Linked DNA regions of Homo sapiens: region 1 is linked to region 2. The links are chromatin loops, found by intact Hi-C in ENCODE. Cell type or tissue: CD4-positive, alpha-beta T cell. All regions are shown on one strand.

Region 1 (4,000 bases), 55 kb after region 2:
CTCTCCTGGCGAACATGTAGAGGCATAAGGCTCGTTTTAGCACACAAAGCAGTAGGTATGTCAAAATGAACCCATTTTGGGCAATTTTTCTCATGAGAAAACCAACACATTATTAGACAAGAAGTTTTTAAATGATGAGCGCTCAGACTGAGGGAGTAAGCCTCCCATTACCAGGGGTGTGTAAGTGGGAAGGCAATGACACTTGGTGGGTGGATCCCGCTGGATGCCTTTTGTAGTCCCCCCTCAGGGTTCCCACCAGCCTCAGCCAAGTGCACGTGGAAACTGCAAGGAGGGCTGGACGCAGAAGCGGAGGGGGATGGTGAAATGCTGCCAAAGCTTCAGGAAAGGGAAACAGGGTCTAGGGCTTCTTTCTTTCCTTCCTCTCTTTCTCTTTCTCTCTTTTTTTTTTTTCTACCTCTAATTGAGGACTTTTCTAGGAACATGAAGGCCTGTGTGTCGGAAATTATTTTTCTCCACTCTTCAGCCCTGGGCGCTTCCCCAAAGGGAGGAAGTTCAAAGTCTGATCCCACTGATATCATTGGCTGGGCAAGTCCCCTCCCCCTGGGCCTCAGCGTCTCCCTCTGGAAAAGCTGGAGGGGATCCCTTCAGTGCTGAGTTCTCAAGTCAGTGACGGACATGCCAGTGTGGGTGGGAGCACCACAGCAGGAGGAACAAGGCAGGGCAGAATGGCTCCCCTCATGGAGGGAGACAGGTGGGTACACTGGCCACAGTGGATCCTGGGCTTGGGGACAGCAAAATGACAAAAGCAGGCTTCTCATGCCTGTGCCAACAGGATGGACAGAATCCAGGCCAAGGGTGATCTCTTCCTACTGAGGACAAGGCTATCTGAGCCCTTAGGCTCCTTAAAGCAGTGGCTCCTACCTGGGGCAATTTTGCACTCCCTCTTCCCTGGGGAATACTCGCAATGTCTTGGTACATAGGTGCTACTGGCATCTAAGTAAGAGGAGGCCAGGGACGCTGCTAAATACCCTACGACGCACAGCACAGCCCCCACAACAAAGAATAATGTAGCCCAGCTTCCCACAGTGCCTAGGCTAAAGCCACACCACTCGCTAGACGGCCAGTGCCTCAAATTCTGCATCCACAACATGGGAATAACCAGAGTCCACCCTTGCTGCTGTGGTGAGGGGCAGATGAGAACCTCCACATGAAGTGTGAACGTCTGACGAATCCCGGCTCGCCTGGCCCCTTATGTAAAGGTGTAAGACACAGAGCGGAATCTGCCAAATGGCTTGGTTCCAGAGGGCTCCAGGCTGTTTCCAAGGACAGGACCCCCTAGTCCCACCTGAGCAGCACATGGTGGGAGATGTACCACATCTGAGGAGACTCCAGAGCAGGACCATGCAGAGGCTGGGCCAAGGCAGCCTCGGGGGAAGCCCCAGCTGCCGAGGGGAGGACTTGGAGCGCACAATGGCTTTTATAGCCCAAAGGGGGCCAGCGCCCTGGGGTTGACCCAGGCAGGGCTGGAGAGGGGGGTGGGCCTTGGGGTGCCTGAGGATGGTGCTGTACGCAGCCCAGGCTCAGGGCCACCCAGACCTGTATCTGAGTCCCTGCCCTGAACTGTGCCTGGTCTGAGCTTCAGGTCCTCATCTGGGAAGTAGAGCTTTCACTGTTCACCCACAAGGGTAGTCTGAGGTCTGGACAGCAGGGAAGCAAGGCTCGCCAGGTGCGGAGGTGCCGCCGAGTATGCAGGATGTCGTTGGAGCCTGGTCACCTGGGTACAAATCTGCACTCTTTGGCAGGCCCCTCGGATAAGCATGACGTGAAACAGGGGGCTGGCACTAGATTCCAGCTTAATGCATTTTTAAATTTTTAAATGAAGAACAGTGCCTTTCAGAAAATACTGACGCCAGTGCAGGACTCAGGGTCCTGGCGTGGGTCTTGTTCTCATCTGCTGGGCAGGAGCCACTGCACCAGTGGCCGCCTGTCTGGTGTGTCTGGTGCACCTGGCTGGCTCTGTGCTGTCTGGGCTGAGCACTGAGCTAGGTTTCCCATACGTCTGCTCTGTCATTCACGGCTGCATTGGCAGCCCAGAAGCCATGGATGTGGCTGCAGGAGCGTCTCCTCCAGTTGGGCAGCCTGCCTGGCTGGGGTGGGATACCTGGGTTCTGGCCCAGCTCTGTGGCCGGATGACACGGGGCAAGGCGTTTACTGCCCTGAGATCGATTTCCTGAAACATCAAGTGTTCTTTCACCACAGTCTCTAAGGCACACTGTTGCACACAGGATCCACATGAAAAGAGAAAAGGAAGCTGGGCGTGGTGACTCATGCACTCCCAGCACTTTGGAAGGCCAATGCGGGAGAATTTCTTGAGCCTAGGAGTTTGTGAGACCAGCCTGGGCAACATCGTGAGACCTCATCTCTGTAGAAAATTTAAAAATTAGCCGGGCATGGTGGCACACGCTTGTAGTCCCGGCTACTTGGGAGGCTGAGGTGGGAGGATTGCTTGAGCCTGGCAGGCTGAGGCTGTAGTGAGTTGTGTTCACACCAATGCAGTCCAGCCTGGGCGACAGAGTGAGACCCTGTCTCAAAAAACAAAACAGAAAACGAACTAAACAGGAAACTGGTCATAGATGGTCAATGGCATTTATTAAGTGTCTACTGTGTGCACTGCTCTAAATGCAACATTTCTGAGGGAGACAAGACACCAACCAGATACTCTGAGATCATTTGGTTCCCTGTCATCATTTTACAGATGACACTGAGGCTCAGAGAAGGGCAGAGGTTTGCTCTCTTTCCGCAATACAGCCCCTGCCCCATGCCTCTATTGCGGAGGATTCTCTGGCAAGACCAGCAGACTAGAGTCTGCAGTAATGGGGTGTGACAAGCTGGGGTGGGGGATGTGGCAGGGGGAGGGGACATGCAGGGAGGGGAGAGGGGAAGGAAGCAGCAATGCCCCCTGCTCCTCATTTCTCATCCCGAGTCACCCCATGGACCTTTGCTCTTGCTAAAGCACAGTGCTCACCCTCACCAGTCTCTTCCTGGCCCACCCTGGTGGGGGCCTCCTCACCAACTGACCAAGGGTGTTCACCAGCACAGCAATGAAGCGGACTCACTATCCACAAAGCACCTTATCTAACTTAGTTTTATTTAAGAAAAAAAGTAAAGATGAGAAACTCAACAATCCTTATCAAAACCCCAATGTCATTCTTCACAGCAAAAGAAGAAACAATCCTAAAATTCATGTGGAACCATAAAAGACCCTGAGTAACCATAAAAGACCCTGAGTAACCAAAACAATGCTGAAGAAGAAAAGAAAGTTGGGGGCATCACACTTCCTGATTTGAAATTATATTACAAAGCTATAGTAATCAAAACAGTATGATACTGGCATACAAACAGACACATAGACCAGTGAAACAGAATAGAGACCCCAGAAACAAATCCAAACACATATGGGTCAACTAATTTTTGATGAGGGTACCAAGAAGACACAATGGAGAAAAGATAATCCCTTCAATAAATGGTGCTAATAAACTAGATTTCCACATGCAAAAGAATGAAACTGGACCCATATCTTCTATTACACACAAAAAATCAACTCAAAATGGATAAAAGACCTAAATATAAAAATAGAAACTATAAAACTCTTACAGCCCAGGGGAAAAGCTCCTGGACACTGGCCTTGGCAATGATTTTTTTGGATATCATATCAAAAGCTCAAAATAAATAAATGGGACTACATCCAAGCTCCTGCACAGTAAAGGAGACAATAAGATGAAATGGCAGCCTACAGATTGGGAAAAAATATTTGCAAACCATGCATCTGATAAAGGGTTAACATCCAAAATTTATAAAGGACTCACATAACTCCATAGTGAAAAAACAAATAACCTGATTATAAAATGGGCAAAAGACCTGAATAGACATTTCTCCAAAGAAGACATAAAAAAATGGCTGACAGGTATATGAAAAGGTGTTCAACATCAGCAATCATCAGGGACATGCAAGTCAAAACCACTATGAGGTATCACTTCAT
Region 2 (4,000 bases):
ACTGGGCAGTTAAGTAAGCTAAGATGATCTTACCTTCTCAGGAACAGACCTGGTGCTGTGTAGCTTATCTTTTAACTCAAAATGAGAGAGCAGCTACAGAAATATACACTCCCTGGTATAAGCTGTAAATAGCTGCAACTGTTGCTAACAATAGCAATAAATCCAGAAAAGGAACAACTGAAACTTTAACCAGAGCATACACAACTCAAAATACTTTTTAGCCTTAAAAAGTGTTTTAAAAAAAGTTATTTCCAGGGAGCCGGGTGAGGTAGCTCACGCCTATAATCCCAGGACTTTGGGAGGCTGAGGCAGGCAGATCACCTGAGGTCAGGAGTTCGAGACCAGCCTGGCCAACATGGCAAAACCCTGTCTCTACTAAAGATACAAAAAACTAGCTGGGCGTGGTAGTACATGCCTGTAGTCCCAGCTACTCAGGAGGCTGAGGCAGGAGAATCACTTGAACCTGGGAGGTAGAGGTTGCAGTGAGCCGAGACTGCACCACTGCAAGCCAGACCCTGTCTCAAAAAAAACAGTTGTCTCCTTGCAAGTTGTTTAAATTATGAGTACTTTAGAATGCTTTGTTGACATTACTTGTTAAAGTTCTTCTCTATAAAAGGTTAGTTTTTGTTGGGGTAAAATGAAGGATCCAAATTTAATTGTGAAATGGTTACTTTTTAAAAGTTAAAATACAGAGCATCAGATTTGTTCTAAACACATTGCATTTATTCTTAAATAGTTTTTTTCTTGCATACTTAATAAATGTATGTAATTAAAAGAAAGATTTCCTGGCGTTTATTTAAAGTTGCAGTGTATTGCAGGAAAATCATAATTTTCCTAGTAGCCTGGTCCCTGCTAGTCAGGAGGTGGGTAGACCCCTTATTGCTGGGCAGTCTTAGGAAAGAATGCTTTTTCGTTGTTGTTGTTTGTTTGTTTTGAGACGGAGTCTCGCTCTGTCGCCCAGGCTGGAGAGTAGTGGTGTGATCTTGGCTCACTGCAAGCTCTGCCTCCCAGGTTCAAGCCATTCTCCTGCCTCAGCCTCCAAAGTAGCTGGGACTACAGGCACCTGCCACCACGCCCGGCTAATTTTTTTCTATTTTTAGTAGAGACGGGGTTTCACCGTATTAGCCAGGATGGTCTTGATCTCCTGACCTCGTGATCCATCCGCCTCGGCCTCCCAAAGTGCTGGGATTACAGGCGTGAGCCACTGCGCCCAGCAGGAAAGAATGTTTGAAAGATTGGCCTCTGTTTTAGCCACCAGCCCTGTCACATTCAGGAGGGGATAGTCCAGACCTCAGTGGGAGGGAACTGCCATATTATCATCATTAGTGGGGAAGACAAGTAAATTTCTAGGCCACAGGCTTGTGTTCCCTTCTAGCAAGTATTTCAGTGGTATCTTATAACTTCATAGCAATCTAAGAATAGCATACTAAAAGAGCTAAACTGAGTTTCTCAATTATTCAGCAATAATGATAAACCCCCTAATGGTTTTTCCCAACATTTTATTATGAAAATGTCCAAACAGCAAAGTTAAAAGAACTTTACAGTGAACACTGTTTACCAAGGTTTTACCATTAATATTTTACTTGTTTTATCCCTTAACTAACTCTGTCCATCAGTCCATCTTGTTTTATTTATTTTTTTGAGACGGAGTCTCTCTGCGTCGCCCAGGCTGGAGTGCAGTGGTGCAATCTCGGCTTACTGCAACCTCCGTCTCCCAGGTTCAAGTGATTCTCCTGATTCAGCCTCCCAAGTAGCTGGGGTTACAGGCACCCACCATCACGCCTGGCTAATTTTTGTATTTTTAGTAGAGATGGGGTTTCACCATGTTGGCCAGGCTGGTCTTGAACTCCTGACCTCAGGTGATCCACCTGTCTCAGCCTCCCCAAGTGCTGGGATTTACAGGTGTGAGCCACTGCACCCAGCCTAATCCATCTTAATTTTTGATGCATTTTAAATTGCTGACATCTGTACCCATCCTTCTAAAAGTCCTCACATGACTAGAGTTTAACATTTGTTTTTTTCTTTTGTTGTAAAATTTACATAGAATGAAGTACACAGATTAACTCTACATTACTTAAATTTATATAAATGTATACACCTGTGTAACCCAAACATCTGTCAACATATAGAGTACTACCACCATCCCAGCAAGTTCTCTCCTGCCTCTTCCAGGTGAACCTCTGCCCCCATCCTCCCAGAGGGAAACACTGTTTGTTTGTTTGTTTGTTTCTGCTACAGATTTTCCTCTTCTAGAACTTCACGTAAGTGAAATTATCCATTATGTATTCCTCTTGATGATTTCTAAAAGAAATTCTTAAGAAATTAAAAGGGTTTCCGAAACAAGGAGAATAATTGATAAAGAAAATATCAGAGATCAGATTGATTACTTCATTAAATGTATTTATTATGAGAACCTCTAATCTGTGGATATAGAAATCTGAAAGACAGACCCTGCCCTCGAGGAGATCACATTGTCCTGGCAGATAAAGTACAAACATGCAGTTAGAGACAGGCAAGAAACAGTTATCACTTGGCACAGAAGGGGCCTAATCCAGCCTGGGAGGCGATGGAGAAATCAAGAGACATTTACATTTTCACTTTGGAACTTGTCTCGGGCAGCCAGTGCTCTTTATTTTCCATAAAAGTCTAGAACCTCTTAACTCAAAATGATTTGTCCTGAAATGGCAGTTTTACAACACTGAGTAGGTGTAACACAAACTCGCTAAATAAAATAAATGAGGAAAAACTGTAAAAGGCACAAACTGAAATTATTGGGGATTCTGTTTTCCTCTAGTTCGAGTTGAAATAGACTCAAATAGATGTGTTATTGCTCCCAAACACAAATAACATGCATTCCTGTTCTTGGATCACAAGTGGCAGAAGCTTTCAAGAGCTCTAGATAGCAACAGCAAAACTTTAATCTTCTTGGACTTCCCTTTAACCTTCTCAAGGTATATAAAACTGTTGCTGGTTGGGCATGGTGGCTCATGCCTATAATCCCAGCACTTTGGGAGGCTGAGGCGGGAGGATCATTTGAGGCCAGGAGTTTGTGACCAGCCTAGGCCAACATAGCAAGACCTCATCTCTACCAAAAACCAAAACCAAATCAATTGTATCTTCAAACTGAGGCCCTCATCTCCTAATTTTTTTTACTCTTTACTTCCATATTTTACACACAGATTACAAATGAAAGATCCTCAGTTTCCACCTGTACCCACTTTTTCCTACCTTGGTCCTTCTCAGAACTCTATCACTGTTATTTAATGAGGAGGTAAAGCCCGAGAAAACCTGGAAATTTGTTTAGCCACACTTTCCCCAGAAAACTGAGAGGGCTAAGGAAAATTCTGAAGCTTCTTTTGCCCAAGGAAACAAGAAAGCTACTTACTATAAACCACCCATTATAGATATGATGACCCTTGAAAGAGAAATAGTTTATTTTTCTTCGTATTGTCTGAAACAAGAGAGCATCTCAGTGTAACTAAATGCATTTTTTAGTGTACATCAGAAGGAAGTAATTGCTTAATAAAGAGGGCCTGAACTGAGTTTGTTTTATTTCTGTTGATCATGAAAGGTAGAGCAGCTGTAGAGGTGAGCTGCCCTAAAACAATGTAAACAAGTCACTGCCTTAATGGTGCTTCTAACAGTAACAAAGCAGTGCTCCATGACAAACTATTCTAAAGAATACTTTCTTCTTGCTCTTCCTAGTCAATTTCATTCAATTGAGCTCCACAATTCAGAAACAGTGCCAGGAGGGATAAGAAAAATGGAGTGCCTGTACCTCTGAATCCTGACTCATGCACAAGTGTTTTATCTCAAATTGGCTAGACATTTCTCAGAGTAAAGGATCGCTGGCAGTGTTTGGAAACTAAAGGAGAATAAAGAACAGTCTCATCAATCATGCAGCTAATGTTGTGGACTGAATTCATATATTGAAGCCCTAACTTCCAATGTGATAGTATTTGGAGGTGAGGGCTTTGGGTGGTAATTAGGGTTAGATGAG

Evidence for each region. Hi-C counts contacts between places; a loop is a spot of excess contacts. Peaks named below come from ENCODE experiments on the same cell type or tissue, not always from the same donor. Only the 100,000 strongest peaks of a DNase experiment are listed, where the experiment ranks them.
Region 1: a loop joins it to region 2, with 3 times the contacts of the local background. A loop is called at or near these places in 1 of 110 quality-filtered maps.

The regions. Positions count from the first base shown.
Region 1 is chr9:37,927,552-37,931,551 of GRCh38, forward strand. The region is part of intron 5 of SHB (SH2 domain containing adaptor protein B); the gene reads right to left. Among named protein-coding and RNA genes, the nearest start is that of SLC25A51, 25 kb to the left of the region's middle. In CD4-positive, alpha-beta T cell, no CTCF peak of the experiment used is centred here; a DNase peak (open chromatin) is centred at 2,270.
Region 2 is chr9:37,872,776-37,876,775 of GRCh38, forward strand. No RefSeq gene overlaps it. Among named protein-coding and RNA genes, the nearest start is that of SLC25A51, 29 kb to the right of the region's middle. In CD4-positive, alpha-beta T cell, no CTCF peak of the experiment used is centred here; no DNase peak of the experiment used is centred here.